5 separate regions of the Homo sapiens genome follow, and all the other regions are linked to region 5. The links are chromatin contacts, found by Hi-C or POLR2A ChIA-PET in ENCODE. All regions are on one chromosome and are shown on one strand. Each heading gives the region's core, a stretch centred on a gene start or an enhancer-like site at or near the end of the contact. The rest is flanking DNA. Distances are from core to core; before and after follow the strand shown.

What was found. Hi-C counts contacts between places; a loop is a spot of excess contacts on that map. ChIA-PET counts read pairs that join two places held with the same protein, here RNA polymerase II (POLR2A). Pooled maps may share reads with other maps.
Region 1: a map with no recorded cell type shows a loop between it and region 5 (8-fold over the local background). The contact joins two enhancer-like sites. A Hi-C loop is called at or near these places in 1 of 37 single-sample maps with no recorded cell type and 5 of 50 pooled maps. POLR2A ChIA-PET finds 5 or more read pairs at or near these places in 3 of 52 experiments (CD4-positive, alpha-beta T cell, GM12878 and WTC11).
Region 2: a loop to region 5 is called in a map with no recorded cell type, with 12 times the contacts of the local background. The contact joins the promoter of MIR3681HG here to the enhancer-like site in region 5. A Hi-C loop is called at or near these places in 6 of 37 single-sample maps with no recorded cell type and 7 of 50 pooled maps. POLR2A ChIA-PET finds 5 or more read pairs at or near these places in 1 of 52 experiments (A673).
Region 3: a loop to region 5 is called in a pooled map, with 4 times the contacts of the local background. The contact joins two enhancer-like sites. A Hi-C loop is called at or near these places in 4 of 50 pooled maps. POLR2A ChIA-PET finds 5 or more read pairs at or near these places in 2 of 52 experiments (activated CD4-positive, alpha-beta T cell and naive thymus-derived CD8-positive, alpha-beta T cell).
Region 4: a loop to region 5 is called in a pooled map, with 5 times the contacts of the local background. The contact joins two enhancer-like sites. A Hi-C loop is called at or near these places in 8 of 37 single-sample maps with no recorded cell type and 6 of 50 pooled maps. POLR2A ChIA-PET finds 5 or more read pairs at or near these places in 1 of 52 experiments (GM12878).

The regions. Positions count from the first base shown.
Region 1 is chr2:11,942,890-11,947,083 of GRCh38, reverse strand. No RefSeq gene overlaps it. Among named protein-coding and RNA genes, the nearest start is that of MIR3681HG, 62 kb to the left of the region's middle. Within about 2 kb of position 1,428, at least 5 of the 41 ENCODE cell types and tissues checked have a DNase peak (open chromatin) inside an H3K27ac peak, as active enhancers do.
Region 2 is chr2:12,004,757-12,008,963 of GRCh38, reverse strand. MIR3681HG (MIR3681 host gene) reads right to left here and starts at 1,848. Exons shown (of 6, transcript NR_110196.1): 1 at 1,737-1,848; 2 at 1,121-1,217. RefSeq lists enhancers at 286-335, 1,767-2,061, 2,570-2,619.
Region 3 is chr2:12,855,583-12,860,002 of GRCh38, reverse strand. No RefSeq gene overlaps it. Among named protein-coding and RNA genes, the nearest start is that of MIR3125, 120 kb to the right of the region's middle. RefSeq lists a cis regulatory region at 2,835-2,998. Within about 2 kb of position 2,567, at least 6 of the 41 ENCODE cell types and tissues checked have a DNase peak (open chromatin) inside an H3K27ac peak, as active enhancers do.
Region 4 is chr2:12,030,215-12,034,603 of GRCh38, reverse strand. All of the region lies in intron 2 of MIR3681HG (MIR3681 host gene), which reads right to left. It overlaps LOC124906141 (small nucleolar RNA SNORD18), which reads left to right and starts at 4,232; the gene lies at 4,232-4,301. Within about 2 kb of position 1,508, at least 4 of the 41 ENCODE cell types and tissues checked have a DNase peak (open chromatin) inside an H3K27ac peak, as active enhancers do.
Region 5 is chr2:12,428,414-12,433,010 of GRCh38, reverse strand. The region is part of intron 4 of MIR3681HG (MIR3681 host gene); the gene reads right to left. Among named protein-coding and RNA genes, the nearest start is that of MIR3681, 230 kb to the right of the region's middle. Within about 2 kb of position 2,135, at least 7 of the 41 ENCODE cell types and tissues checked have a DNase peak (open chromatin) inside an H3K27ac peak, as active enhancers do.

The sequences.
Region 1 (4,194 bases), core at 179-2,678, 490 kb after region 5:
TTCTGGCCTTTTCAACAATTCGAAGGACCTACCTGCTAAAGCCCATCTTGGTTTCCTGATGGAAGTGATGCTGTGAGAGATCCACAGAATGTCATAGATAAGAATACTGCTAACTAATGGGGAAATGCCAGCAGACCATGCACTCTCCCCTAAGCAGTCCCAGAAACACAGAATTTCCTGAACCCAAGCCTTCCTCCATCCACCCAGGAAGGTGAGGGGTTTGGGGACACCATTCCTAATAAAAGCCTTATCTGTGTGCCTGACGCTAGGCTAAGATTTTCACATACATTTCCTTATTTAGTCTGTACAATTGCTCTGCAACATAGATATAATTCTCTAATATAATAGTTAAGAAATGTGAAGCCCTTTAGAAGTTAAGAAAGTTGCCTAAAAGCTCACAGTTAGAGTCAAAGCTGAGATTCAGATCTTGCTTTGAGTCAAAGTTAGTGTACTCCCATTTCCACATCATCTCCCAAGTCAAACCCGAACAAGCCACGACCAAAGGATTCCATGCTCTGCAATAAGCATTTATAATTTCACCTTCAATTCTTCCATTTATAGGGGAAAGCTTGCATGTAATTAATTTAAGGATGATTTCTCCATAAATTATACTTCAATCTAGTTCTATATTTAAATAATTAAGTTTGAAACAGAAAGACTAATGAAACTAATGGTTACCAAATTACTCGATTTTGAAAATCATTGATTTTCTCATTTGCCTGCTAAAATTAATCAATCTCATTTACATATACAGATTGCATTTGCTTTAGCTTTGAGATATTTGTTTTCCAAGTTTTTCCACCAGTTTCAAAATCCACTTTAAAAAAAACTCAGTTCTATTTCAATTATGCTTATTTGCATGGAAACCAAAGCCTTACTGCTCTAATTAATAATATTATGATTGTTCCTTTTATTTGAATACAATGTCCTTGTAACTTAAAGAATAAAGATTCAACCCAGCCAAGCAACTTTAAAAATACATATGGAAATGATCAGTATAATACAATTTCTTTTGGTAATAAGATAAATAAAAGCAAATTCTCCTGTTACAAAACACACAAAAAAATCCACTTTACAAAATACCTTTTTAGCAATTTCTACAAAACAATACTCTAAGATCTTATGACCATGTCATACTAAATGTCTATATATATGATGAGAAGGTATTTCCTGGAATGACTAGTGGGTGGGATAAGCCTAAAAGGATTTCCAAGAAATACAGAAACATAAGGATCCAATAATTTGAAAAAGGATTAAAAATATTCTAAGACTTTCAAAGTGCAAATTACCACGTACAAATTTGGTGGTTATAATAAGCCTTTTCTTTGCAATAAAATGAAAATTTAATAGAAAACGTATAGGAAGTGCAACTATTGAGTTGTGAAACTTTTGTTTCAGTTTTACTTTTCATATGCGGGCATGTAAATATGAGTGTACAGGCTGGGTACGATGGCTCAAACCTGTAATCCCAGCATTTGAGGAGGCCAACGCAGGTGGATCACTTGAGCCCAGTAGTTCAAGACCAGCCTGGGCAACATGATGAAACCCCATCTCTACAAAAAGTACAAAAATGAGCTGGGCATAGTGGCATATACTTGTAGTCCCAGCTACTCAGGAGGCTCAGGTGGGAGGATTGCTTGAGCCTGGGAAGCAGAGGTTGAAGTGAGCTGAGATCATGCCATTGCACTCCAGCCTGGGTGACAGACCAAGACCTTCTCTTAAAAAAAAAAAAAAAGAGGTTATAAGAGTGTGTGTGTGTCCTGAGTCATGAGTCATGGTCATGAAAGAAAATGTATTTGTTACTGTGGACTAAGGTCAAAAGTTTAAAAACCACTAACCCAATTGATCCATTGACCAGATGGAGTTTTGAAGGACTGATATTTTAGAGACTTCTGAAAATAATAATAGACTTTGTCATCAGACAGCTGGGTTCAACTCTCAACAAGTAACTCAATCTACCTAAATCTTGGTGTCACATTTGTAAAATGAAAATAATAGTAACACCTCACAAGTTTGTTTTGACATTAAAAAAAGATAATGTATGTGAGGTGTTTAGCACAGTGCCTGGCATATGATAATCAACAAATCTTGGCTATCATTTTCTAGAACTGCTGGAGAGCTTCTTTGTCTCTGATTAAAACATACCCCCTTCAAGGTGTATTCATTTCCTCTGAGTGACATCTGTCACCTCTTTAATGAGTTTTTTACCTTTTGTCCATGTTCAGTTGCTCCTCCAGACAGCCAAGGACCAGAGGCAGAATTCAGTGACCAACACTAAACATGAGAAAGAGCAGCCTCTCAGCAGTCCATGTGCATACTGATCCCCTGCTTAGCTTCAGACTCCATGTCAGTCGAGGTGAAGAAATAAAAAGGAGGTGAAACTGGCCCAATTGTCCCATAGAATTGATGTATGGTTTCTTTTGAATAAACACAGAAATTGAACCTTCCAGTCTTAAAACTTCAGAAGTTTACTTTTGTTTTATCGGAGTTCCTTTTTCAGGAAATCAACCATCAGTCCTGCCAAATAGTATCAAGGAACTGAAACTCACTAGATCACAGTATCTGGACAATGAGATGCCAGACCCCTCACCTGTCATAACTGCCTAATCAACCACCCACTGCCTGTTGACCAGCTCCTCTTCCTTACCTCTCACACACGGTTACATTTCTTTCTCCACTATATAAACCCCTAATTTTAGTTGTTGGGGAGACACATTTGAGACCGATTTCCCATCTCCTTGGCTGAAACACCCGATTAAAACTTTCTTCCCTGGTAATACTCATTGCCTCAGTGATTGACTTTCTGTGTAGTGAGCAACAGGACCTACACTGAACCCCTCGTGTTTCAGTAACAAAGGGTCACACATCCCTGTACCTCCATCTTATGCTACTTTTTTTTTTTTTTTTTGAGACGGTGTCTTACTCTGTCGCCCAGGCTACAGTGCAGTGGTGCAACCCTGGCTCACTGCAACCTCTGCCTCCTGGGTTCAAGCGATTCTTATGCCTCAGCCACTACAGTAGCTAGGATTATAGGTGTGCACCACCACACCTGGCCAACTTTCATATTTTTAGTAGAGACGGGGTTTCACCATGTTGGCCAGGCTGGTCTCGAACTCCTGACCTCAAGTGATCCTCCCGCCTCAGCCTCCCAAAGTGCTGGGATTATAGGCCTGAGCCACCGCACCTGGCCTATGCCACTTTCAAATAAAAATGCTAACATAACTAGGGAGATTCTGGGCCATCTTGGAATTCTTCATGACTCCTGGATCCTTTGTTTCTGTCACACTTGTCGTCTTCCGTATGGTTTACTTAGGCATAGAATGGGGAAAAGGAGATTCTAGAGAAGAAAAAAAATGCTAAGTTTAAATACTGATGAATCCTGGAATAATGAGGTTTAGGGTGGCTCAAACATGAAAAAATATATATAGGGATATGCAAGATATTCCACTGAAAATACCATATAGAGAAACATAAAGCAAGCTAAGGGTTCTGAGCTTTATAGTGTAATAAAAAACACAGGCAACAATTGCTGAGTCCTTCCTCACCACACATGATGCCCGGTGCCTTACACATATGAACTCAATTGACACTCACAACATCTATGGGGTAGGTTTTCTGGTAATCCTCAATTTTTGCATGAGATTTTTCAAGAAGCTCTTATTAAATGGTGAAGCTAGGATTCACAACTCCTGGCTATCTGACTCTGGGGTCGATACTCTTCAGGTTCTAGTGTCTTCCATGGGTCAGAGGGGGCCACCGGAAGCTTTTTTATTTATTTATTTTATTTTTTGAGACGGAGTCTTGCTCTGTCACCCAGGCTGGAGTGCAGTGGTGTGATCTCGGCTCATCGCAAACTCTGCCTCCTGGATTCATGCCATTCTCCTGCCTCACCCTCCCATGTAGCTGGGACTACAGGCGCCCGCCACCACGCCTGGCTAATTTTTTGTATTTTTAGTAGAGACGAGGTTTCACTGTGTTAGCCAGGATGGTCTCGATCTCCTGACCTCGTGATCCACCCACCTCAGCCTCCCAAAGTGCTGGGATTACAGGCATGAGCCACTGCACCCGGCCAAGCTTCTTATTTTTTTATTTTTGAGATGGAGTCTTGCTCCATTACCCAGGCTGGAGTGCAGTGGCGTGATGCTGGCTCACTGCAACTACCAGAGGCTTTTTAAACAGAAGACTGCATGCAAA
Region 2 (4,207 bases), core at 599-3,098, 420 kb after region 5:
CCACCATCAAAGTGTCAGCACGGCCGGTTTCTTCTGAGGCCTTTCTGTGGCTTGCAGATGGTAAATATACCACAAATTTTCTCTGAATGAGTCAACATGAATGAGGAAGCAGAAAGTGATATCTTTCTTTTATGAAATGAATTATGTCCCCAAAATTCATATGTCAAAGCCTTAACCCCCAATGTGACTGTGTTTGGAGACAGGGCCTTCACAGAGTTAATGAAGGTTATTAGTGTGGGGTCCTAGTCTGCTAGGACTGATGTCCTTATAAGAAGAGATTTGGGTACAGACATGCATGCCCACAAAGACAAGACCATGGGAAGACACAGCAATAAGATGGCTGTCTACAAACCAAGCAGGAACCAGCCCTGCCAGAAATTGGAAAGATGCAATCCTCGATCTTGGATTTTTAGCCAAAAATAAATTTCTGTTGTTGAATCCACCCCGTCTATAGTATTTTGTTATGGCCACCCTAACAAACGAATATACTTCCTTTCTAAGGAAATGGGTCAAAAACAAAATTTAAAAAAAAAAAAGGAAATCTAGATTTTTCACCTATTTGGTGACTTTAGGTTGTGTTCTCTACCATATGTCAAGAAGTTAAGAAGGAAAAAGTAAAAGTAGTTAAATGTGCAGCCTGGGCAACATGGCAAGACCCTATCTCTACAAAAAATTAAAAAACTAGCCAGGTGTGGTGGCATGCACCTGTCATCACAGCTACTCAGGAGACTGAAGTGGGAGAATCAGGAGCCCGGGAGGTCATGGCTGCAGCGAGCCATGTTTGTGCCATTGCATTCCAGCCTCAGCAACAGAGCAAGACCCTGTCTCAAAAAAAAAAAAAAAAAAGGAGTCCAATGTGTAGCCAATACGTTTGTATGTGGCTGTGTGTAGAGATGTGTGCTTAAAGCTAAAGGAGTTACTAAGATATCCGATATTCATCCTTTTTATATTTTCTAAAAAATATTCATTGAGAAGACTAGCCATGTGCTAGCCACCATGCTTATAATGTATTGTTTACTTTAATCTTGTCCTTTTCCTTATAATCCTACCAGTGTTAGGAATTCATAGCCCCATTTCCACTCTAGAAAAAAATAAAAGACTCACACTTTATGTGACTTACCCAAGGTCAGGGAACTGGCATGGGACAGAGCACAGTTTCCAACACAGGCCTCTCCAGCTTCAAAGACTGCATACACATCCAGCACATGTCCTTGCCTCTGTAATATAAGAAGAATTGCAAATGTTTCACACCACAGTATACCCAGATCTGTTCAAAACACATGTTAACTCATCTACGGCTCTGTGCCTAGCCCTTTAAGGTAGGTACTATTATTTTTTATAATCCCCATTTTACAGATGAAAAAATGTGTTGAGGAACTCAGCCTGGGTCCCACACTTCATCTTATTAAATTAACAAACAGCATGTGGCAGAGCTGATCTCTGCACCCAGCTCAAGGACAGTGTGATCATCACCTGCATGTGTTTGGCTTCCAAATGAGGGAAATGAACCCAATGGCCCTTTGCACCCTTTCCACCCCTGGGATTTTATTGCTCTGACTTCAACTGATCAACAAAACAGACAAGACTAAATGTTAACATGTTTTTAAACACATAGAGACTCTTCTCTTAGAGGGGAGGGAAATTAACCCTCCTTTAACACAAAATTTGACCTCAATTAACCAAAAATTTTTGTTCTGTGTTTTTACGGAGACCATTGTCATAGCTGAGAAACCCACCAATAGCTAAGCATATTTAGCCACAGAAACTCCTACAGTAACTATGGCTCTTGTGAGCCAGGCCTCATCATGGCTGTGTCAATTTCCCTCTGCACTGAGTGAGGGGTCCCGGAACACAAAGGCAGAGGCCGCCTGGTTCCAACCTTCGATTACGTCATCCTGATGGAATGTGGACACCATTGTGAGGACTTTCTGCTTAAGCCTTGTTTTATTTAAGTTTCTAACATTCTTGGAGACTTAAATCTCATCTACAGTTGCTTGGAATCCAGGCTTCAGTTGGATTATTGAAGGGATGCAGTAAACTTATCCTCCTAAAAGCTGAACTCAGCAAATGGTTAAGCCAAAGCTATCCTGCCCCAAGGCTCAAAGCAAATCTTTCAGCTCATTACATTTAAAAGATTGCTAGCAGTCAGCAGCCTTTAGATTTATGTAACACTAAGTTATACACAGTAAAAGCATGTGCTAGTTACATAACAATGTTCACATGAATGGTTAAAATGGGACAGGTAAATCAGATGCAGAAAACCAGGACAAAAAGGCTCCCAGCAGCTTTAAAATATATTGTTTAAATTCATAGCAAGGAGATAATTTTTTTCCTTTTCTCTCCAACAATGACAGACATTTACCGAGTGCTCACAAAAGGCCAGGCATTTCTGCAACACGGGTCAGTAGAAGGAGCAAAGCCTTTGGAGTGAGGTTCAAGTGTAATTGGTATGTGACACTTGGCAAGTTTCTCCAGCCTCAGTTTACCCATCCACAAAATGGAGCTAGCCATGCCTACCTTATAGAATCAATGTGAGAATTAAATGAATCATGTTGCCAAGTGTCTGACATAAAATATATGCTCAATAAAGACCAGTTTCTTAGTCTGCTGCTCTTAGCTGATTTGGTCTAATACCCTGCAAGCCTGGGAATGTGGTATTATTATAATCCCCGTTTACCAGGTAAGGAAACTGGAGGTCTCTGCCAGGGTGACGTTGCTGTCATGGGGCAGAGGGGCTTTAATACATAACTCATTAGAGGCATATCTCAATTTTGCAACTCACAAACCTGCAGTTTGTGCAGGTCTTTCAGCTTCTCTGCTTTTCCTCTGGCTGCCTGCCATTTGGCACTTTCCCTGCTAATTAGCACCTCGACCACAGTACAGCAGGGGAAATCCAAAAGGGTGAGCTTCGGTTAGTAGCTGAATCATGTGGTTTAAGAGCTCTAGGGGAGAGACTTTTCTTTTTTTAAGTTTGGTAAAGAAAGAGATGGCATCTAAGCAGTGACACGAATATTTTTAATTATATTTGGAATTCAGTTCTCTATTATCGTGGCCTCCCACTAATAGGTAATTGAGAATGGATCATTATATTTAAGAAGCTGTCTGATCTTCAAGGTGATTAAACTTTATTTATATGCTGAGACTTTAAGTGAGAATGTGTCTCAAAATCATATCAGAATTCCTATTCATCTTAGCTATTACCACCAAATTGCACTTCTCTGTATTTATGATATGAAATTCACATGTCAAAGTTCTAGCCCCTAATGTGACTGTATTTGAAGACAGAGCCTTTACAGGCTTAGTTAAGGTTATAAGTGTGGGGTCCTAGTCCAATAGGGCTGGTGTCCTTACAAGAAGAGGACATTTGGCTGGAGACATGCATGCCTCTGAGACAAGACCATGTGAAGACACAGCAATAAGATGGCCATCTACAAACCAAGGAAGTAGGTCTCAGGAAAAACCAGCCCTGCTGGCACCTTGATCTTGGACTGTCAGCCGCCTTTCTGCAAGAAAATAAATTTCTGTTGTTGCAGCCGCCCAGTCAGTGGTATTTTGTTATGGCAGCCCTAGCAAAGTAATATACTTCCTTTCTAAGGAAATTAGTCAAAAAAAAAGGAAACCTCTCTGTCCCTTCATTTTCTAACCTGTAAAATCAGGAAAATATTAGTTCCTCATTCACAAGGGCATTGTGAGGACAAAATACATTATCATTTAGTATTCAGAATAGTACCAGAAATATTCATAAGCACTTTAAAAGTGTTTTATTATTGTCAATATCGTTACCACTAATAGCACTACCATCACGTCTACCACCACCGAGAAACCTAGATTGTAACATACAAAAGACATGGAGCATTCTGGGACAATGGACGGAAAATTACGTGGACAGAATCATTTGCAATTATTGCTCCCCAGGTCCAGACTCACCTGGGCATCCCTTCCCAGCCCAGGTCCCAGGTGCCTGGCTTCCATCCTGACCCTACGGGACAGTGGCAAGTTACTCACTACGAATCCACATCAGGCTTCACCAGGCCTCAATGAGGGCCAGGCTGACTGCCAACCCCAGGGAGTTTGTTCTAGAAGAATTTACCTATAAAACATGAGTAAGGTCCATCTCATGAGCCCTCATTTCCTTCTCTAAGGTTTACATCAAGGACTGAAACATTCGCTCAGTGACAAACCCCTTCCCTATCCACCAGCCTACGGT
Region 3 (4,420 bases), core at 1,318-3,817, 430 kb before region 5:
TCCTTTAAGTTTAATAGTTGTTTCCTCAATTTATCTCTCTCCTCTTACCTTTTACTTTAAATAGCAAAATAAAAACAGGCAATACCTTAAACGCTTTGTTTGGAAAGCTTATTAGCTAAATGAAAAAGTTCATTACAAACATCTGCTTTCCACATAACTTCAGGTGACAGTGTTACTAAGCTTTCTGCCACTACATAACAAAGAAACAAGGATTGCCTTTCCTCTAGTTTTTAATAACATGTTCCTCTTTTCCTTTTGAACCCTCACTGGAAACATCTTCAAAGTCTATATTTGCACTAACAATCTGTTAGTGCAAGCAATTTAGGATTTCTGTAACATGTTCTTCAAAATCCTTTCAGTCTCTACCTTCTGCCTGTTTCTGAAGCCAACTTCACATATTTAGATATCTTTAAAGTGCATCCCACTCCTGATACCAATATCTGTTATTAGTTATCTACCTCTGTGTAAAACATTACCTCCAAACTTAGCTGCTTAAACAATACCTAATTTCTATCTCACATATTTCTATGGGGTAGTAACTAGACATGGCTTGGTGGAGCAGCTCTGACTCAGGGTCTCTCACAAGGTTAGAAACTGAAGTGTCACTGTAATGTAGTTATCTTCAGGCTCAATTAAGGGAGGATCTGCTTTTGATATGGGCCAAATTGTGTCCCCAAAAGGCATATGTTAAAGCCCTAACCTATAATACTTCAGAATGTTACTGTATTTAGAGATAGGGCATTTAAAGAGGTAATTAAGGTCAAATGAGGCCACAGGGTGGGGTCCTAATTCACTATGACTGGTGCCTTTATAAGAAGAGGGAAAGACAGGAGAGGCTCACATGCACTGAGGAAAGGCCATGTGAGAACATAGTAAGAAGCAGATGTCTGTAAGCCAAGGAGAGAGGCCCCAGGAGAAACCAACCCTGGCAACACCTTGACCTTGGATTTCTAGTCTCCAGAGAAAATAAATTTCTGTTGTTTAAGCTATTCAGTGTGTGGTATTTTGTTATGGCAGCCCCAGCCAACTAATAAAACTTCCAGGCTCACTCACATGGCTGTGGGCAGTGATTGTAGACTGCTGTTAGGAAGGGACATTTTTTTCTTTGTTAGGTAAGCCTTTCCATAGGGCAGCTCACAACATGAAACCTGCCATATGTGCATGTATGACAGAGCAAAGGAAGAGAAGGACCAGGAGAGGAAAAGAGAGAATAAGAGAAAGAGAGAGATGAAAGCCAAAGTCTTTTCACAACCTAATATCAGAAGAGATATCTCATTTATTTGCTGTTTTCAGTTAATTAGAAGTGAGTCAGTAGGTCCAGTCAACTCTCAAGGAGAGAGGATTACACCATGGTGTGAATATATGAGGGTGAGGATATCGTTCAGTTTATTGTCCACAGAAAGGCCAAAGTAAACTCTTTAAAAATGGCAATCATGTTCCTCCCAGATTGAAAAGTGGATCATAACTTTCTATGGTCCTCCAATAAAACCAACACTTCCTTTTTCTGTGGTTTTAAGACATGTCATGATTAGACTTCTTGCTCACCTCTTTAGCTTACTAACTGCCCTCCACCATATCACCTTGTTTTACATTTTTATTCTTCAAACATATTTAATTCTTCCACAACTCTGGAAATTTGTCTTTGCTTCTCCTTCTGCTTGGAGAGATCATCCTCAGATGTCCCCAGAAATTACCTCCTTTCTATTAGTCAGGTCTCAATATCACTTCCTGAGAGTGACCTTTGCCAGATATCCTCAGGTTGTTACACTGCCCCTGGCCACTTCTTATCACATTACCTAATTTCATTTTCTTCACTTGCCTATTTACTTGTTTATTGTTAGGTACTTCCACTGGAATATATGCCCATTCTTGTTCAGTTTAGTGACCTGATCCCTGGAGCAGTGCCAGACACATGCTACATATACATCAAACATGCTTGAACAGTTTATGGATGGTCTGAGTCAAGGAAGAAGGCCCTGATGCTAGGCTGGGGAGGCAGGATGACGTTTTATAAGGCCATTTTTGAACCTGGGTATAATATGTTGAAAAAAAGATCTAAAGGCACCAGGAAGCAGGTGGAAGAGTGATTAGTGGGGCAAAACCTGGAGAGAGCCCGAATGCAGAGTTGGGATTGCAGGCAACAGGGGCAATGGCAGTGGGAAGGATGGGCCTTGGCATTTTTTTTAAACCATATTTTATGGAAATATTTCTATATGTTTGTGCCTGAGTATCCCTGGCAGGAATGCAAATAAATATCTACTTTCCATTTTGAATATGACAGGGTTCATGCAATTCTATTTCTAGCCAATTCTGGCTTCTTCAAAAGAGAATGGCTATGCAGACATTGTCATAAACATGGAAGGGACTTTGTCACAAAGAGTAGGCACCTTTATCCCTTTGTTTTAAAACATATGTCCCCATAATTCTCATGCATTTGATACATATTCTGTTTGCATATTTTGAATTCCCAGAAAAATTTGTTATGTCTCTTCACTATGTACTGAGTCATAAATAGTGTACTTCTATAAACACATCAGCAAGATAGAAAAAAAAGTATGAATCGTGCTCCCAATGCCTTGGCCCTGCCACTCAGTCCTCTTAGTTTCCTATGTCTCCTTAAGAGAGGCAACAGAGAAATAAAGGGAGAAAGAGAAGCGAGAGAGAAAGAGAGAGAAATTGAGAGAGAGAAAGAGGCAGGGGAAAGAAAGAGGTTGGTGTTAATTTTGATTCTCTCTCTGGAGTGGTTGTTACCCTGTAGACAAGAATTTTATCCTGGCATGGCATTTAAAACAGGAAGTTTAAGCTACATAGCTGTGGTTTTTTGGCCTAGAATTGGGCCAACCTTTCCTTCCTTTTAGTGACTCAGATCATATACTTTTTAGAGCTAGAAAGAAACCCACTTCAGCCTCAGTTACCTGATCTGAATAAGGAAGTGGTTGAACCAGATAAGGTTTAAGAAACCCAGATCATAAAAGCCTGTGATTCTAAGCATCTGCAAGCACACGTGCACACACACACACACACACACACACAATCAGCAAGGTTCTGCTTGGAAAGCCTTGTGCATGGTACACACTCAATAAACATTTGTTTATTTGATGTTGTTTGATCTTATCTAATACAGCATCATCTGCTTTCCATTTCCAAAAAGGATGTGGATTGTTCAGCTCCTTATCCTTGCTAATTAATTCAATTCCTTCTTTTCATGGACAAAATGCTATGCGTGCACAGAGGAGGGAGGTACGAGTTTAGTAGGGACAGCTAAAAAGGAAGCTCCACAGAAGAGGTGATATTTCAGTCCTGAGGCATAAGTAGAAGTTTGACAAACAAAAAGAGATGAGGAAAGGCATCTGAGGACAAGAGAACAATCTAGTACAAAAACTTGAGGTATATGGGTCTGGTATATTAGGGAATCCTGAAATGTGGGGTGACTGAAGAGATGTTCAGGAAATTAGACCATACAGACAATGGACATGTTTTGTATTTGCCCATCTGCTGTCTGTTCCCCTCTCTGCTAACATCCCTTCATCTCTCTGGGAACTTCTTCCATCCCTCTCAGGCTTGTGTGTTGGGTTAGCCTGACCCCTACCCCCGGTCTCTACAGAAAGATGTGTGTCCCAAGTCCGGCCAGCCACAGCACTGAATCCCTCCACTCTCCAGGTTTATAAATTACTCAAGTAGGACCAATCCTACTCAATGGAATCAGGATTCCCTACTAAAGCAAATGGGAAGGAAGAACTGTTGCTCTGTGGACATCGCTAAAAGGGTAGCCTGAGGCTGTAGGTGGCTATTTTGCCAATACCTGCAGTAACCCCACCTGAGAATACAGCCATCATCACATAAGCAAAGCAGAACCAAGAGAGATTCTTGGTGAAATGCTTTCATCACCTGCTTCAGATTTCTCAAAGGGAGAGCTACTGTCATTCTGGGTAAATTTTTTAAAAATCCTCCTTGGGTGGGATGTTTTGCCCACTGCCCCACCTGCACATCCTTGGCAGATGCCCTGAACGCCACCCCCCACCCAGTTGTGATAAAGCACCCTCATGTGTTTCCAAATAGCCCCTATGGAGATGGCGTTGCCACAGGGAAGAACCTGATCTGTATGCAGTCTTGCCTACCTTGGTAGTTCAAAAGTCTATTTTTTTTTTTTTCAGTTTGGTTTTGGTTTGGCAGCTTGAACTGGGTTTCTGTCACTTGCAAGTAAAATGTTCTAACTACTTCAAAGAAGTAGGGGTCAAATGGTGAGCCTTGTCTCTACTTGCATCCTTTATTATCTGATTCATGAATGTGTGTGTGTGTGTGTGTGTGTGTGTGTGTGTTATCTTGAGAAGCATAAGAGGTAGGCAACATTAATAGTGAAACTAGACAACCCTAATTTGCTGAGTGTTAGATGTCACTTTAATGTCAAAACCCTTGGGGC
Region 4 (4,389 bases), core at 259-2,758, 400 kb after region 5:
AGAGCTCGTTCAAGTGTTAGGAGATGTAAAATAATGTGGTTTGGGGTGCACAAACGTTTTTAGCTATAAATACCTTCTAGATTGTTCCAATGCATTGAGCCAAAACCTAAATGCTGTGAGGTTTCAACCAACCGAATGGTTCCTTAAATAAACACCATGCAAGGACAAAAACTACCAAAGTGAATTTGAAAGAGCAGAGACTGACTCTAAATGGATGACCTGAGTGAGGACGGTGTGTCCAGGCCTTCCATAGCAAGTGTTAGCTGGGGGCCTTCGGCAGGCTGGGCCCTGGTCAAACTCATTCAGCTCCACACCTGTGTTCACCCTTCCACCAGGAATCCCATGAGAAGGACACTGGTGCCCTGCACTGTAAAAAGGAAAAACCCCAAACTCCAAAAAGTTTAAGAAAATCAGCTCCCAACTGGAAGTTGCTTCGGTCTGACTCCAAAGCCTACCATCCTCCACATGGGACCCACTGCCCCCATTCCATGGGTGTGTTCCTCCATTGGTGTTACCTCTTCAGGGCAAAGACACTGTCCCCTTTACCTAACGCTTCTCAGTGCCAAGTGGCATCTGGGATATTGGACATTGTCTGAGTTTCCTGGGGCTACCATAGCAAATCACCATAGACCTGATGGCAATACACAGCAGACATTTATTCTCTCTCAGTCCTGGAAGTTAGAAGCCTAAAACCCAGGTGTCTTAGGCTTGGTTACTACTGCGGGCTTTGAGGGAGAATCCACGTCCTGCCTCTCTCCTGGCTTCTGGGGATTTACCACAAGTCCCTGATGCTCCTTAGCTCATGGACACGTCACTCCCACCTCTCCCTCCATCTTCACGTGATGTCCTCTCTGAGTCTGGGTTTATGTCTTTCCTCTTCTTCTTAGAGGGGCAGCGGTCATATGGAATTAGGGCTCATCCTGATTTCATATGACATCATCTTAATTTCATTATACTTGCAAAGACCCAATTTCTAAATCAGGTCACATTCACAGGCACCTGGGGCTAGGACTCCAGCATACTTTTGTTGGGACAGAAGTCAACCCGTAATAGAGATAATAAATTCATATTTCTTGAATGAATCAAAAACCAAAAAGATCCTGCAGTGGACGCAGTGCTCTGGGAGCCTCTCTGAGCACATCAGGTCCCTGAACATTGCTGCTCTATCTTCCTCCCATGGCCTGAAGAAACCAGTCAGGCTGCCAAAACTCGCACCATTCTGAGACCTCCTGTGTCTTGACGGAATAAGAGAAATCTTTTCACCTATAAGGCATCACACCCCATTCCCTTTCCCCCTAAAAAAACGAGGACACTTTTACAATGCCACAATGGAGGCAGAAGCTTCCAGAAAGAAAGCATCACACCCATTCCCTTTCCCCCTAAAAAAGCCAGGACACTTTTACAATGCCACAATGGAGGCAGAAGCTTTCAGAAAGAGTAAATACATGAATCTAAGAGCCACTTTTTGACCTATGACTCAGAGTACAGAAAGAATGCTTGGTATCCTGAAAAAAATTCACTCAGCAGGAGTAAACACTAAACCTCATCAATTTTTTAAAGGTAGCAATTACTTGTATAATACCTATCAACCAATGACATTAAAAAGAAAGTAGTGGAAGCTTAGACTTCCACTACTCTGGCTATAAAATCTTTTTTGTTTTGTTTTTTAATAACTGATTTTTCAAGAATGTTATACTTATAAACACATATACATTTTATGTCCTACCTCCAAGATAGCTCCAAATGAGAATGTTACTAGCCAAGAAGCTAACATCAACAAAAATGCATAAAAACTGGTTAATAAAGCCCACATTAAGGGAACAGTAGAAAGTAGCTAAGAAAATGTAAATTCATTCAGGAAATAAGCATTTGCATGTACTGTTAAATATAATTTCCACCAGGTGCATGAAGCACATGAGTAATTATAGGCCAAGAAAAAAAAAAGTGATAACCTTTTCTCCGCATGGACGCCACCTCCTTTGGTTATGAGGCAGTGCTTTGAAGAGTTAAATGCCCTCTGCAAATGCCAGGGGGTGGTGTTGCTGTTGCCTAAACTGTTCCTCCTCACAGCCTGGGCTGCATACAAAGCAATTGCATAGGAGATATCTTACCCTCCCTTTTCTTTCATCTCTGTGGAAATACATGTTTCATTTAAGCCTGTGGTGCTTGGAACTTGTTCCAAGGAACCCCACGTTCTAACAGCAAAATCAAAGAATGCTTGTCTTTTCCCAGCTTGCAGGGAGAACAATAAGTAAACGAGTAGAAATTTCTCACTGTTATGTGTTATTCTATAATTTTTTGTTAAGTGTTATTCTATAATTTTTTCCTAAGTGTTTGGAACTCACTGTCTCTAGCCTACTAGGAAGTCCTGGAGATGACCAAGCAAGCCAGCATCACACCACCCCAGGGTCCCCACAGTGCCACGTGCAGGCTACCCCTCACTGCCTGCCAGGAGGGGTAATGCCAGCTTGCATTTGGTTATCAGTACCCCCACCCCACTCTGAGGGCGATGACAGCAGGGCCCCTCTGGGCACTAGTGCGTGTCCCAGGTCTTGGCACCTGTGTGCTGGCAGTGAATGTTTGCTGTAAGAATGAGCAGATAAAAATGCAAATAAAAACCACAATGAGATATCACCTTGCACTCATGTGAATGGTCACTATCAGAAAACGCACACACACACACAGACACATACATAAAATAACCATTGGCAAGGATGTGGAGAAGCTGGGACTCTTGTGCATTGCTGGTAGGAGAGTTAAACGGTGCAGCCATTGTGGAAAGCAGTATGGCGGTTCCTCAAAAGATTAAATACAGAATTTCCACATGATCCAGAAATTCCACTTCTGGGCATATTTCCAAAAGAACTGAAAGCAGGGTCTCACACAGACACTTATGCATTCATATGCACGGCGGAATTATTCACGATAGCCAACAGGTGGAAGCAACCCAAGTGTTCATCGGTGGATCAACAGAGAAACAAAATGTGCCACATACATCAGTGGAATATTATTCAGTCTCCAAAGGGAAAGAAATTCTGACACACCACAATACAGATGAACCTTGAGGACATTATCTTAAGTGGAGTAAACCAGTCCCAGAAGGACAAATATGGCATGATTGCACTTACGTGAGGTACCTAGAGCCGCCAAATTCATAGACACGAAGAGCAGAATGGTGGTTGCCAGGAGTCGGAGTGAAGAATGAGGAACTATTATTAAATGGGGACAGGGTATCAGTCTGGGATGATGAAAAGACTTGTGGAGATGGATGATGATGGTTGCACAACAATGTAAATGTACCTAATGCCGCTGAGCGGCACACTTAAAAATGGTTAAGTTGTAAATTTTATGTTAGGAATAGTTTACCAAAATTATTTAAAAAGAAGCAGATGATGAATGTCAACATTGAATGCATTGTCTCATAAGCACATGGCTTCTAGCAGCCCCATCACCTAACAAGCTTTAGAAATTTGACTGCAGTTAGTAAACTACAACTGGTAGGTATTTTAAGAATGTTAATTTAAAAAAACAACTATAACTTGTTTTTAATACAGAGATCTAGAAAGCCGGAAAATTTTGGCTTATCATCCCACCACTCAAATAATCCCAAGTGATCTTTTTTTTTTTTTTTTTTTTTTTTTTTGAGATGGAGTCTCGCTCTGTCACCCAGGCTGGAGTGCAGTGGCACGAGCTTGGCTCACTGCAAGCTCCGCCTCCCAGGTTCACACCATTCTCCTTCCTCAGCCTCCCAAGTAGCTGGGACTACAGGCGCCTGCCACCACACCCAGCTAATTTTTTGTATTTTTAATAGAGACGGGGTTTCACCACGTTAGCCAGGATGGTCTCGATCTCCTGACCTCGCGATCCACCCGCCTTGGCCTCCCAAAGTTCTGGGATTACAGGCGTGAGCTACCGCTCCTGGCCCCAGTTGACCCTATTTTTTAAGGTTAAAAATAATACCCTGCACTGGATGAGGCTGCTCAGTGGTGTGCAATGTTATAAAATGAAAAGTACATACATCTTTCCATTCTTGGTCCCTCCCCCAAACAATAATCACTATCATCAGATACTTAATGCATCCTTTTAAGAACAGCAACAATACACACTATGCTTAGACTTAATGTTATGCTGACACATACGAATGCATTTATAATTTTTAATTTTCACTTGGCATGTTTACCTTTACATTGTGTTTTTACACATTTTATTTTATATTTACATTTTTAAAATGTGTGTATGATGAGATTTCACTTCATGGTCTGTGTTTCTGAAACACATGATGTTGTGGAAGTTCTGATTTGTGGGGGGGAGATTATACAATTTGGTCCATATGATGTCCAAATTTACAGTATTTTAAATCTTCCCCTGAAAATATTTTTAGAGATTTTT
Region 5 (4,597 bases), core at 886-3,385:
ATGTAAGGGCTTTAAAGCTATAGGAAAAGCCTGAACATCCACTCCCCCTTAATAGAAAAGTGTTCAAAGAATACAAAAGGCACTTTACAAAAGAAGTCTTGCAAGTGGCAAGCAAATGTGAAATAAAAACGTTAACTTTACGAATAATCAGTGAAATGAATATAAACACATCAGTAAAATAAAATCTGCTCTCAGTAGGTTAGAGAATGTGTTGTGTTTTTCTTATTGCTGTTGTTACATGTTCCTTGACATTGGTAAGCAGGTGTACAATAACATCCTCAGAACATTCTGGTGAGATAAATTGCTGCAACTTTTCTGCAGGACAATTTAAAATTGGCCTAGTTTTTTAACCCAGTAATTCTTATCCTTCCAATTTGTTATTTGAAAAGGCATGAATACGTTCATATTTCCAAATATGTAGTCACCACAGCATTTTTATAATAGCAAAAGTAACCCAAATAACTGAAAAGACCAAGAATAGAAAAATGTTCAAATTAATTACACTTAATCCATTTGATGGAGTCCTATGTGGTCAGTCACTAAAAATCATTTTTTGAAGACTAATTGCATAGGAGATTGTTTACAGTAATAAATAATTTTTAAAAACTTTAAAAATCTCAATATAATATGTTCCCCAATATGCTTATAAATGTATATATTTAAAATACTATCAAAAGTACATCAAAACAATCATGGTTACCTCTGCATGACAGGATTACCTTTTCCTTCTCTCCTGCTTTTGTCCATATTTTCCAAAGTTTCTATCAGAAATGGGTGTTACTACTGGGCACCCTGGCTCATACCTGTAATCCCAGTACTTTGGGAGGTCAAGGCAGGATACCTGATTGAGCCTAGGTGGTCTAGACCAGCCTGGCAAAATAGTGAGACCCTATCTCTACCAAAAAAAAAAAAAATGCTGGGAGTGGTGGTGCGCACCTGTAGTCCCAGCCACTTGGGAGTCTGAGGTTGCAGGATCACTTGAGCCTAGGAAATCGAGGCTGCAGTAAGTTGTGATCCTGTCACTGCACTCCAGCCTGGGTGACAGAGCGAGACCCTGCCTCAGAAAAAAGGAAAAATGGAGAAAGAAAAGAAATGCATATTACTCCTTTATAGTTCAATTAAAACTTCTTATCTAAAAACGAGATGCTATTTCTGAAAGTATAGAAAGCTCTCCTTGACTATGGATGGCAACTCTGAGACACTGGGCTGCATAATAATATTATGTGTTCAGCAGTGCGTCTCCAAATGTGTCACAGCTTAAATATTCATGGATTTTGATTGTGAGGAGACCCAGAGGGATAAAGCAGTTTGTCCAAGGTCAGGTGGCAAACCTGTAGCAAAGGCAAGATTAGAACCAAGACCTCCTGGCTCCTATTCCAGTACTCCTCCAGTACCACACTGGTGTTTGTTGTTGTTTTGTTTTCTATATAAAGAATTTTTCTGACCTTAATGGCAACTTTAACAAACACAGAACAAAAGCAAGAATTAATTGAGTAATGGAAATGAAGGAGAAAGAAAATCTCTGCCTATGATAACAGCCACCATCTCTCTCATTATGCTGAACTGTGGTTAAAATGCCCAAAGTTGGCCGGGTGCAGTGGCTCACCCCTGTAATCCCAGCACTTTGGGAGGCTGAGGGGGGCGGATCACAAAGTCAGGAGATCGAGACCATCCTGGCTAACATGGTGAAACCCCGTCTCTAGTAAAAAATACAAAAAAAAAAAAAAAAAAATTAGCCAGGCATGGTGGCGGGTGCCTGTAGTCCCAGCTACTCGGGAGGCTGATGCAGGAGAATGGCATGAACCTGGGAGGCGGAGCTTGCAGTGAGCCGAGATAGTGCCACAGCACTCCAGCCTGGGCGAAAGCGAGACTCTGTCTCAAAAAAAAAAAAAAAAAAAAAAAGTGCTCAAAGCTCATCTTCCTCTTTAAAGAGCACTCCCACGGGTGCTGTGGAGTTAGGCTTAGATCTCAGTATTGAGTAGACTGAGTAAACTATGCCTGGAAGTTTCACTATACAAAGTAACTTTCAGTTTCTTCCCAAGTCACCGGTTTAAACATATGCACAGGATATATAACGTCCTGGGTGGTTTACTGTCTCACTTAGCTGACCAGTGAGAGGCGTTCTTAAGTACTGCTTTCCTCAGTTCACTTTGAGCAAATACATTACTCATTAAGCCTCTGTTGGTCAAGAACCTGAAAACAAGTAGCAGTTGCAGTGTTGGTTCCTTCCTTCAAAATTTGATGTTTAGAGAACTTTCTAGAATAACTGTAAAACTAGTGAAATCTGGAGGAAAGCCAACATTGGCTTTGCAAAAACACTATCTTTCTAATCCAGTTTCTTAATGTTTAGCCATTACTGACAGCTTTCTTCCCTGCTTTCTTCCTTTTCTTTCATTTTCCTCTTTTTCCATTTTGCCTGTCTTTTCGTTCCCTTTTCCCTTCCCTTTTCTCAGTTTTTACTTCTGTTTTTTCTTGCTTCTTATTATCTTTCTCTCATCCTTTCTTTTTTCTTTTTTTCACCTCTTCCTTCGATCTTCCTTCTGTCCTTCCCTCCCTCTCCTCCTTCCTTTCTTCCTCCCTTTCCTCCTTCCTCCTTCTTCTCCTTCCTTTTTCCTTTCTTCTTCTCTTTCTTCCTTCCTTCCTTCTTCCTTCTAACTGACACAGTAAATATTTTTGTCTCCCATTAGTTGCCAGACCTCGTAGTCACCCGCTTGGAGCCAGACTAGCAATTGCCAAAGAATGGGCCTTTGAGTCAGACCAGTCAAGAGTCAATTTTCTGATTCAATGTCAACTAACTGCCTGAACATGACCAAGTTATTTAATCTCTACATATTCTTTCATTTCACCAGCACACATTTATTGAATGCCTCTTATGTGTCTTAAGCTATGTAAGGTGTACCCAGTATACTTTTAAAAAACACTCTGTAAAGTGGGGAAAGTGCAGGCTACCCTTGGGCTATTGTAATAAGCCAACTAAACAACACATGTGGCAATGGATAACCTATTTCTGGCACACTGTAGCTTCCCGCTTCCCGTATTTTTCTTTTGCATCCTAGATGCCAAGTATGCATATGTGAGACCCAGTTTTTCAAAGGATCTTACAGGCTAGCCAAAAAAAAAAATCCAGAGTTCTTACTAAAAGGAAAAGAAAAAACTATACTGTGTTTTGTGTATTCTAAATCATGTACTTTTCAGATTTTAGCATCTTTTGTATCAGAATGCATCTTAAAATTGCTGCTAGCCAGGTGGTGGCAATTGCGATGTAGTTGCTACTGGGGTCACATGTGGGCTCAGAGTTGTACACATTATCACCACTTTAGTTCATTAGGTTATATGATTAGTATTACACATACTGAGTTTAACTGCGTTTAAAATATATTTGAAGAGATGATTTTATGATTCCATATTAAAACAAAAATCTATTTGTGTGCACAAAAAGGCAAAAAATAAGAGCAGTAAGGCAGTAATTTGACATCAATGAAGCAAATAGTCTTCATTAGAGAATTTACCACCAGCATCAAAATCTGCAGAATGGTGTCAACAACTTGGAAGGAAATATCATGGGAAATAGTAGAGAACTCTTCTTAGAAATGGTGCATTACCATCAGATTAAGTGGCCCGGATGGAAAAGCACAGCCATCTGTGACTCTGGGCTGAAAAGTGATCAAAAGCAATGAAAGGCTTTAGGAACAAAACAAAACAAAAACAAACAAAAAGCAACAGCAAAATCCCCTCCGTTCAAATCCTGACTCTGCTCTTATTCATGATTCCATTTTGCTAGGACTTAGTTTCCTCTGTTGGAAGAGGAATATTCATAGCATGTACCCAGCAGGGTTGTTATAAAAATAAATTCAAAAGAGGCTGTGGAATGAAATGACTTTTAGTTGCAAGTATTATAAACATATAGACTTTTTGCAGAGCTCATTGTTCACGTGGCTGGTTTTTGTTATTCTTTTTTCCTGAGGCTATGAACTCCTTGGGGGCAGGGATGGTTGGTTAGCATTCAGCTCCCCATTGCCAATGTGTGACAGGCAGCCCATAGTTCATCAGTAAAAACAATGTGCCTGTGCCTAATGTTTTGCTGCTGTTGTTATCACTGTTGTTTTTAAAACCTATTTTGATGCTCACTGCCTCCCTCTGCTATAAAGCAAGTATTGGAATTGGTACTTGAAGTATAAGGAAGCACACAGAGAAGTCTGGTGATTTGTCTAAATCACATGGAAAGTTAGAATTGAGTGCTATCATGGGCCTGATATATTTTCGAACTGGGTCAGGACTGGCTCAGTCATGAGGGTGGGTCTGAGCCAGCCAGTGGGCTTCTTGGTACATCCAGCTCTCAGAAGCCGTCGGGGGGCGAGGGGGAAGGTTGGGAGAAAGGCTGGGCCTGTCCCCAGCTGTGCGCTAGAAACAATTATATGGAGCAATCTCCTGAAAGAGGCCAAGGCTACCCTGTGGCAGAAAGGAGCCTGAACATGTAAACATCTGTGAGGGCGGGGGTGCCTGGAAAGAGCTGCAGGAAGGGGAGCATGTGAGGCCCAGTGGGAAGGAATGTGAGAACTCCAGGGCCTCACCAGGATGGGGCTGGAGGATGGGGAAG